Regions from separate parts of the Homo sapiens genome. Here region 1 is linked to region 2. Evidence: chromatin loops called from intact Hi-C (ENCODE). Cell type or tissue: Calu3. All regions are shown on one strand. Links, peaks and the distances in the headings refer to the core of each region. The heading gives the core; the rest is flanking DNA. Region 1 has its middle 150 kb from the start of MSN. Region 2 overlaps MSN (moesin).

Evidence for each region. Peaks named below come from ENCODE experiments on the same cell type or tissue, not always from the same donor. Only the 100,000 strongest peaks of a DNase experiment are listed, where the experiment ranks them.
Region 1: it touches region 2 in a loop (3-fold over the local background); 1 of 110 quality-filtered maps calls a loop at or near these places.

The regions. Positions count from the first base shown.
Region 1 is chrX:65,819,432-65,824,811 of GRCh38, forward strand. It overlaps the pseudogene CCNYL5. Among named protein-coding and RNA genes, the nearest start is that of MSN, 150 kb to the left of the region's middle. RefSeq lists a silencer at 2,882-3,031. In Calu3, for the core only: no CTCF peak of the experiment used is centred there; a DNase peak (open chromatin) is centred at 2,920.
Region 2 is chrX:65,703,858-65,709,237 of GRCh38, forward strand. All of the region lies in intron 1 of MSN (moesin), which reads left to right. Among named protein-coding and RNA genes, the nearest start is that of MSN, 39 kb to the left of the region's middle. RefSeq lists a silencer at 298-470 and an enhancer at 2,729-2,788. In Calu3, for the core only: no CTCF peak of the experiment used is centred there; DNase peaks (open chromatin) are centred at 254 and 2,764.

The DNA.
Region 1 (5,380 bases), core at 156-5,155, 120 kb after region 2:
CTGTGAACAGCCACTGCACTCCAGCCTGGACAACAGAGCAAGACCTCATCTCTTAAAAAAATTTTTTCAAACGATGTTTTTTAAAAGGTTCATAGCATTTATACTCACGCTGCAGTGCCTTCGAGGGCCTGAGCTATATTAAAGCTTAAAACCGCTTTACTTTTTTTTTTCATTGTCACTAAGCCACCATGTTGGTTGGCATTATGAAAATATGTATTAATACACTTATTTAACAAGGGAAAAATTATCAGAAAATGAGAAGCATCATTCTTAGTTCACAAGAAATGCAACATGGACCCCAATAGAAGAAGGAGAAGTCATGCAGCCAACAAAGATATGAAAAAATGCTCATCATCACTGGTCATTAGAGAAATGCAAATCCATGTCATGCCAGTTAGAATGGTGATCTTTAAAAAGTCAGGAAACAGCAGATGCTGGAGAGGATGTGGAGAAATAGGAATGCTTTTACACTGTTGGTAGGAGTGTAATATTAGTTCAACCATTGTGGAAGACAGTGTGGTGATTCCTCAAGGATATAGAGCTAGAAATACCATTTGACCCAGTGATTCCATTACTGGGTATATACCCAAAGGATTATAAATCATGCTACTATAAAGACACATGCACATGTATGTTTATTGCAGCACTATTCACAATAGCAAGACTTGGAACCAACCCAAATGTACATCAGTGATAGACTGGATTATGAAAATGTGGCACATACACACCATGGAATACTATGCAGCCATAAAAAAGGATGAGTTCATGTCCTTTGCTGGGACATGGATGAAGCTGGAAGCCATCATTCTCAGAAAACTATCACAAGAACAGAAAACTAAACACTGCATGTTCTCATTCATAAGTGGGAGTTGAACAATGAGAACACATGGACACAGGGAGGGAAATATCACACACCGAGGCCTGTTGGGGGGTGGGGGGATAGGGGAGGGATAGCATTAGGAGAAATACCTAATATAGGTGACGGGTTGATGGGTGCAGCAAACCACCATGGCACATGTATACCTGTGTAACAAAACTGCACGTTCTGCACATTACCCCAGAACTTAAAGTATAATAAAAAATAAATAAATAAAAGAAGTAGATATCAATAACGATACTTCCTCTGTTTATGACCCCAAACATGCTAAAATGCTAAAGTAATGTTTGCAAAGAATATGAATGACAAATGTTATCCAGCAGGTTTTTGGCTTAAAATGATTGCCTATGACTAGCAGCTTCAATGGTAGGGAGGAAGAATCCTTCATTACCTAACAATGGTGCAGTCTGCTCCTAAGTGTCTTTAGAGTACCATGTTTTAATGATAATACTGCATTGATTCTAAAGGCATATGCAGCAAAATGTGGGGAGGGAGAAAAATTGGAAAAAGCATAAAAGTTATATGGTTAGTGTCTTTAAAGTTTAAAAATTTAAACTATTGTTTAAAAAAACCTTACATAGTTCACAGCTATCAGCCCATATAGTAAGCAAATATCTGTGTGGGAAAGGAACCTTCACTTTGGAGTGTTTTTTGTAACTCTGTTTACATTAAAAAGGACAGAAGAATGTTTTGTTGCATTGACAAGGTCCCATTCTTTTCTATGGAGTACAATCCTTGTTGTCCATGAATCTCTTGAATTCGAGATCTATCCTTTTAATGAAAACACTAATTTTGCTGGGTTTTGAGCAGGAAAGGTGATATTTCTCCAGTCTTTGTAGATAAAGGTCCTGTGACGTTATAACCCCTCATTTCTCCCTTTAAGAGAGGATGGCTTTAGAGTGCTGAATACCAATGAAGTCATCAGTGCTGAAAGACCTTCTCATAGGGCTCTCCACAAGTCTTTGTCTTCACACAATCTAGAAATAGCCTCTAGGTTCTGTGCTCTTTTTTTGCTAAGAGGAGCAAATAGAAAATTCAGGTTATTGTCATCTGCTAAGGAGCGAAGATCAAAGTAGTATTTGGCATAAACACTGGCAGGAACATTAAGATTAAACTGAAGAAGCATCAAAAAATGCCTTTCCATTTCATTCATGTCCTCACCTGTAATGTCCTTGAAGATCTGGCAGTAGTCCATATTCCATACAGCCTGATGGTTCCAAACCTTGGAGGCAAGAATGGCTCGCAGACCAATCCTTTTCCAGTTAGTGGGACAAATGTTGGTTTCAGCATAAGTTAAAAGCTTTTCTAAGTAAACCAAAGTTACTATTGCACATTCAGCTGTTAGCTGTGCAGCACTAAAAGGAGTATGAACAAATCTGTAAATAAATTTGTGCTCAGGATCATGCTTAAACTATTCTTCTGGAACTTTTTCTCGTGTAAGTGGATGTGATCTCTCATCAAAAATATCCAGGGATCTATTTGCATCTCTGTTCTTTATGTGGTGATATATTGCTAAGGTCACACATTTTACTGTGGTTCTAAGGTTAGGCTGGTTGACTGTGCTGTCATATAGAAATATTGTTGAGCATGAGCTATACTTTTTAGTAAGCTGCCCTGGAGATACATGGTTTAAATGGTTGCTCTTCCTCTTTTCTCTCACATCCGTTTGAGATTTGCGCAGGAAAATTGTGCTTGCCCTTGGATGGTCAGAAGGGTTTGACTCCAATGCTAAATCTTTGGGCATCTCGCGGTCGCTGATGTGCTGCAGGTGGTGGCCCTCGCCTTCTCCGAAATCAAACTCGGGAGGCTCCGCAGCAGCAGGCGCTACCGCCACCTCGTCCCCGGACGCCGCCTCGTAGATGTCGGACGCGGGGATCCGGCGCGCCGGCCCAGCTTGGGGCTGGCATTGAGGGACACGCAACAAGTCAGCGTGTTCCCCATGGGGCGCCTCCGCCCCTCTCCGCCGCCTCTGGCGCCTTCGCTTGCGCCCTACTCTGCCTCGCTCAGCAGCAGCCCCCTCCCCCAACAATGGCGCGGGGACACTGAGCAAGCAGAGGCCACCTCGCCCAGGGCTCACCCGCCCGCCCCGCGGCCCTGCTCCGCCAGGGCTCGGTCCTGCGCCACACCCCAGCCGCCACGCTGCCTCCGCCTCCGGTGAGCTGACTTGTCTGCCAAGAGAACACTTATATACTGTTGGTGGGAGTTCAGCCATTGTGGAAAGCAGTGTGGTGATTCCTCAAAGAGCTAAAAACAGAACTACTATTAAACCCAGTAATCCCATTACTGGGTATATACTCAAAACAATATAAATACTTCTACCATAAAGACACATGCATGTGTATATTCACCCCAGCACTATTCACAATACCAAAGACATGGAATCAACCTAAATGCCCATCAATGACAGACTGCATAAAGAAAATGTACATATAAACCATGGAATAATATGCAGCTATAAACAAGAATGAGATCATGTCCTTTGCAGGAACATAGATGGTGCTGGAGGCCATTATCCTTGGCAAACTAATGCATGAACAGCAAACAAAACACCACATGCCCTCACTTATAAGTGGGAGCTAAAAGATTCAAACACATGGACATAGAGAGGGGAACAACGGACACTGGGGCCTACTTGAGGGTGGAGGGTGGGAGAAGAGAGATGATCAGGAAAAATAATTATTGGGTACTAAGCTTAGTACGTATGTGATGGAATAATCTTTACAAAAAAAGTGACACAAGTTTACCTACATAACAAACTTGCACATGTACCCCTGAACCTAAAATAAAAGTTTTTTTTTTTTTTTAATGAATTTCATGAGAAGTAAAGGAGGAGGCCTAGCCTGGCAACTATTTGGTGTCATGATATCTGGGGACTTTAACTAATCACGGTTCAAAGTAAGACAACAAAATATTGTTGCTATGTTGCTGCTAAAAAGAAATTGGAATGTCAGAAAGACCATTTTAGATTTGATGTTAGGATGCAAGGCAAGTTGCAAAATCAGGGAATGAGAAATAGTGTAGGTGAGGGTGTGTGTGCGTGCAGGTATCTTAAGACCAAGGTAGGATGGTGTAGGTTGGTGTATTAGTCCGTTTTCACGCTGCTGATAAAGACAAACCTGAGACTGGGCAATTTACAAAAGAAAAAGGTTTAATTGGACTTACAGTTCCACGTGGCAGGGGAAACCTCACAATCATGGCAGAAGGCAAGGAGGATCAAGTCAGATCTTACATGGACAGCAGTAAGCAGAGAGAATGAGGAAGACGCAAAAGCAGAAATCCCTGATAGAATCATCAGATTTGTGAGACTTATTCACTACCATGGGAACAGTATGGGGGAAACCACCCCCGTGATTCAATTGTCTCCCACTGGGTCCCTCCCATAACATATGGCAATTATGGGAGTACAACTCAGGATGAGATTTGGGTGGGGACACAGAGCCAAACCATATTATTCCACCCCAGCCCCTGCCAAATCTCATGTCCTCACATTTCAAAACCAATCATGCCTTCCCAACAGTCCCCCAAACTCTTAACTCATTTCAGCATTAACCCAAAATTCCACAATTCAAAGTCTCATCTGAGACAAGGCAAGCTCCTTCCACCTATGAGCCTGTAAAATCTGCAGAGAGGTGAACTAACATTTGTACAGCTACTTTTTCTTTGTGGGTATTTTCTGCTTTCTGGTTTGCAGTAGGCTGAAAACACAGACATGGCCCCAGTCAGAAGGCTGCTGCTGAGAGTTAGAGAAACCAACAGAGCTTTTGGTAGTGCCTTGGTGCTGGAGAAACAAAACAGGAGAATATGGCAGAGCACAGTTACATGAGAAAGGCAGAGAGCTGAGCCTATGAATAGCTGGTTTTTGCCTTAAGATGGTTGCCAAATTCTGGAGCTCAGAAGGCTAAAAAGCTAAAGAGAAATGGCCATATTGCCCAAGGTAATTTATCGATTCAATGCCATCCCCATCAAGCTACCAATGACTTTCTTCACAGAATTAGAAAAAACTACTTTAAAGTTCATATGGAACCAAAAAACAGCCCACATCACCAAGTCAATCCTAAGTCAAAAGAACAAAGCTGGAGGCATCATTCTACCTGACTTCAAACTAAACTACAAGGCTACAGTAACCAAAACAGCATGGTACTGGTACCAAAACAGAGATATAGATCAATGGAACAGAACACAGCCCTCAGAAATAACACCGCATATCTACAACTATCTGATCTTTGACAAACCTGATGAAAACAAGCAATGGGGAAAGGATTCCCTATTGAATAAATGTTGCTGGGAAAACTGGCTAGCCATATGCAGAAAGCTGAAACTGGATCCCTTCCTTACACCTTATACAAAAATTAATTCAAGATGGATTAAAGACTTAAACGTTAGACCTAAAACCATAAAAACCCTAGAAGAAAACCTAGGCATTACCATTCAGGACATAGGCATGGGCAAGGGCTTCATGTCCAAAACACCAAAAGCAATGGCAACAAAAGCCAAAATTGACAA
Region 2 (5,380 bases), core at 192-5,191:
CACCACGCTCAGCTGGAAACAGAGCTTTTTGATTAGGGCCAGAAGCGTCCCCCTGCAACTGCATATTTGACTAATCCTGGCTTCAGCAGTTTTAACATTCCCATGAGCAATAGATGGAACCCAAGTTTGGGTTTGGATCAGCTCCAGTGTGCTTCAGAAGTATGATGCTGGAGGTTGCTGGAGTCTGTTCCTAAGCAGAGGGAATAGAGCCCTCTTCTGGCACCCTGGGCAGAGCTGGCATATTCAGGCAGCCAAAAATGGTCAGTTTCCAGTCTACAAATACTTCCTGTAAAACTTGCTGGCAGGAAGCTGGGTCAAGCAGGAAAGTGACGCTAAAGAGTGAAGCCCAGCTAGGTGTGGCCCCGGATAGGGGCTTTGCCCATCTGGAGACTTACTTTATTAATGATGGGTCTGCACTTCTTTTATTTCAGCAGCTTTGAAGTTTTATGGGAGTTGAAGGAATCTGTTGTTCTTGGCTGCCTGGATATGAACCCATTACTCAAATTCCCTTCCTCTTTCTCTGCTCTGTGCCCTCCTCAATCCCCAGCTTGAGTCTTGGCTATGCCTATTACTGGGGGCCTTCCCAACCAGTTGCTATTCAAGTTTTTCCAAAGAAAACAGTTCTGGAAACAGGGCTCTCTGAGTTCTCCTTCCATGGTGTTATAAAATATTTAGTCTCCCTAGAATGGGTGGTGGTGATTGTCTCAGATCCTGAAAGTTAGGCCTGCCCTCTGTTGAAAGCTAAACTTCCAAGCAGTGCCAGCTTGGAGTTTTTCACGGAAACAAATTGATCCAGCCTCCTCCACATAGTTTTTTTTTTAGATCAATAATAGTATGCTTGAAGTATCTACTGTTTTCTAAATGTCAGGCTGGCACTATGGCTTACTAAATAGGCTAGTGGATCAAAAGCCAGGTTTTTTTTTTTTTTTTGAGATGGAGTCTTGCTCCGTCACCCAGGCTGGAGTGCAGTGGCGCAATCTTGGCTCACTGCAATCTCCGCTTCCCGGGTTCAAGCAATTTTCCTGTCTCAGCCGCCCTAGTAGCTGGGACAACAGGCACACAACACCATGCCTGGCTAATTTTTTGTATTTTTAGGAGAAACAGGATGTCACCATATTGGTCAGGCTGGTCTCGAACTCCTGACCTCAGGTGATCCTCCCACCTTGGCCTCCCAAAGTGCTGGGATTACAAGTGTGAGCCACCGCGCCCAGCCTCAAAAGCCAGGTTTTTAGCCCCTCCTCCCACACTGCCTAGCAGCTGTGTGGCTCTGGGCCAGTGCCTACCTTTCTTTGGACCTCAGTTTCCCCAGCTGTATGTTGCAAGGTTCGAATCGAGTGATCTCTGACGTCTTTTTCAGGTCTGACAGTTTGGGATTCTGGACTGTTTATTTTCTTAGAGGACAAGTTGAAGTTCAGAAGGGAGAAGCCATATGAGATTCTAGGATGCATGGGTTGAAATAATGAGAAAATGTAAAAAGAGGAATGGCCATGCTAAGGAGCTGGTGTGTCAGCCCATGTGCCTAAGAAGGAGAGATGAGTTGGGGCTGGAGAGTATTTGCCCTGGGGGTATGGTTTGGCTAAGGTGATTTTGAAAGTAAGAACTGAAGTTAGGTTCAGACACTAAGCAGATGGTTTTCTTCCTGACTTTCACGTGTGGAGAGAAAAACAAGAGGGGTTTACCTGGGCCTGAGGTTGAACAAAAGGCCATGCAATTACGGCTGGATTAACGAAGAAACTAACTTGCTAAAGTGACATCACTGTTTCTGATTTTTTTCTTTCAATTTTCACCTCTGACCTGAACTCTGCTCCCACAGGGACAAGGTGGTTATATTTCCATTGCTAACCCTCACACATATGGTAATTGGAGGAGTAACTCTCAGTTTCCAGTGTGCCCTTGTCTTCCAGTTGAAATGCTTCTTGAGGAGCTTCGGATGACAGGGCTGGGTCAAAACAAATGAAAGGGGACCCTTGTCTCTGACGCCCTCTGGAGCAGTTGGAGTGGTTGAAGAAATACTGCTAACCCATTAAGGTGTGAGTGAGGTTGGGTGTTGTTCTCCTTTCTAGAAGCTACTGGGAAAAGGCACAGGCATAGGAAAGGTTAACCCCAGTCAGGTTTTATGGGCTGTATTGAGAGTCTGGAAGAGGTCCTAGCAGATAACTGTACCAGTTACCACTTCCAAGTCAACAGGGAAGAGGCTGACTTGCTGAGAAGTGAGTTAGTCAGTGAAGGAAGAGGAGGAGGAGCAGAATGGCCCCTAGGCTAAAGATTCAAAGCAAACCTTGTTTTCCCTCTTATGGAAAAAAGCTAGTTGAGACAGTGCTGTCATCCAGAGAGGCAAAACAGACCAGGACCTGCCCTGCCCTGCCTTGGCCCCACTCTTAGTAGCAGGAAATGGTGGGAACTGGAGCCTAAACAATGGAGTTTAGCTTCCGACCTGATGAAGGCAGTGTGAGTGACGCTGTGATGACTATTCTCTGGCCAAGGAAGATACTAGAACTCTGGGATTGCGTTGGTAGGGCACATCCTTCTTCTGGCTCCCCTGCCCCACTTATACTTGCCTTCTTCTCTACACCAGCAGCCCCACTGAAAGCCCAGCAGGGGTGGCCCCCTGGGGAGGTGGCAGGTGGAAATGAGGTCATTGAGCTCAGACCCAACTGGGCTGACTCACAACCTCTGCCCCAGTGAGACAAGGGGACCTTCCCAAGCAGTGCTTCCCAGATGTGCCCAGGCTTCCTATGCCAGAATGTTTGAGTCTTAGCCAAAATAGTTGCCAAGCCAGTGTCTGAAGACAACATGACAGGAGAGGTGGGTGGAGTTGTGGAAGGAGCTCCAGGAATGTCCAGAAGACCCGCCTCCACTACTTGTTGGCTGAGTAAATGTGACCTCAGTGATGTTAAGTGAGACTGTGTGTGATGAGGCCGACACATTGTTGGCATTCAGTAAGTGTTCATTTCCATCCTTCTGTCACCTGCCTCTATGCACTTCAGTTTTCTCATCTATGAAGTGGGGATGGTAATGTTCATCCCCTCAGCTCGGAGGTCCATGCTCCAGGCAAGTTACTTGTAATTATTTGACTTACTCTCTGCTTTTCTCTCTGACTCTTCCAAACTTCTCTCCAGGAAAGAGCCATCTTATAGTTCAGTGACATGGGGTAGGTGAGGGGAAACCATTGCTAATCCCTTTTGCTGTAGCTGGGCTACAGCTCACCTGGGTGCTTCTGATGATAGGCAAAGAGAGGGTTGCTTATTTGAAACTGGCAGGCCCAGACACCAAAGTACCTCTCAGCTGCTGGTGCCAAGACAGAGGTAGCATCTGGCCTGGTTACTTTTGTGTCTCAGCCCAGCTAACTGGAGACATGAGAGAGAACCCAGTTTGTTGAAGGCTTTGGACAGTGTACCACCGAGATGAGTTTGTTTGTGCTTAGTGAAGTGCTTGGTGTGGGAAGCGTCTATGTTGAATTGCTCAGTAAATAACAGTGGGCTTATTGTTCTTGGGCAACAGGTGGGAGGGCCAGTGCATGTGAGAGGATGACACTCCTCCTTCCCCAAACACACATGCAGACATTTTGTTATTGTTCCTTCAAACCTTAATGTTCTTCTGAGACACAGTCTTTAACCTCATGCTGTGCCTAGATCCTCAGGGCCTGGCTTAGGCAGGGATCTAGGCATATAAACAGTTCTCTTCTGGGGACTACATCTTGAAATGCTACCCCATCCGGGTCAGCTCCTGTATTCCTGTCAAACTGAAGGACTGGCTGGGAATTTTCTGCCAACTTTGGAAACTTCATTTTTAGGTTCTTTCCTCCCAAACAAGACCACTGTCTTCTCTTTAGGGAGAGAGCAGCGTCTAGGCCCGAAAAGAAGACCATGGGTGCCTACTAAGGGTGAGCATCCAGTGGGCCCTCTGTGGCAGTGGGTCTGGGCCTGCAGCCCATCTTGCACTCTTGAATCCCTGATTAATCTAAGAGAGAACAAAGGGACCTTCTTTGATCAGGACTTCTATCCTATCTATCACTTTCAGGCCCCAGCTGTTACTACCCTTACTCCCTGCTACCTCTGACACGTACACAGAAAACAGGAGAGCATAGACCAATGGCCTTGTCCTCATGACTTAGTTTTTTTCTAATTTTTAATTTTAAAATTTTTATTATTTTTTAACTTGATTTTTTTTTTTAAATAGAGATGGTCTTGCTATATTGCCCAGGATGATCTCTAGCTTCTGGCTTCAAGCTGTCCTCCCACCTTGGTCTCCCAAAGTGTTGGGATTTACAGGTGTGAGCTGCTGTACCCAGCCTAATTTTGATTTTTTTAACCTGACACATCATAATAAATGCATACATAAATTGTACATATTTATGGGGTACATAGCAGTGTTTTGATATATACAATATATAGTGATCAGATCAGAGTAATTAGCATACTCACCATCTCAAACATTTATCATTTCTTTTTGTGAGACAGGGTCTCACTATGTTGCCCAGGCTGGAGTGCAGTGGCATGATCTTGGCTCACTGCAACCTCTGCCTCCCAGGTTTAAGCGATTCTCCTGCTTCAGCCTCCCGAGTAGCTGGGATTACAGGTGTGTGCCACCATGCCCAGCTAATTTTTGTATTTTTAGTAGAGATGGGGTTTTGCCATGTTGGCCAAGCTGGTCTTGAACTCCTGACCTCAGGTGATCCGCCCACATTGGCCTCTCAAAGTGCGGGGATTACAGGTGTGAGCCACCGTGCTTGGCGGGGTGTTTAACTTTCTGTGCCTGGCTTATTTCACTTAACATAATGTCCTTCAGGCTCATCCATGTTGCTGCAAATGACAGGATTTTTATTTATTTATTTATTTATTTTGAGACGGAGTCTTGCTCTGTTGCCCAGGCTGGAGTGCAGTGGCATGATCTTGGCTCACTGCAACCTCCGCCTCTCGGGTTCAAGAGATTCTCCTGCCTCAGCCTCCTGAGTAGCTGGGATTACAGGCACACGCCATCACACCTGGCTAATTTTTGTAGTTTTAGTAGAGACGGGGTTTTGCTGTGTTGGCCAGGCTGGTCTTGAACTCCTGACTTCAGGTGATCTGCCCATCTCAGCCACCCAAAGTGTTGGGATTACAGGCATGAGCCACTGTGCCTGGCCAGGATTTCATTTTTTATGGCTGAATAATATTCCATTATGTATATATGCCACATTTTCCTTATCCATTCATCTGGTTTTGGACACTTGGGTTGATTCCATATCTTGGCTATTGTGATGTAGTGATGCAGTAAACACGAGGGTGCAGATATCTCTTGGATATACTGATTTTTTTTCCTTTGGATAAATAAATGGCTAGTAGTGGGATTGCTGGATCATATGGTAGTCCTATTTTTAGTTTTCTGAGAAACCTCCATA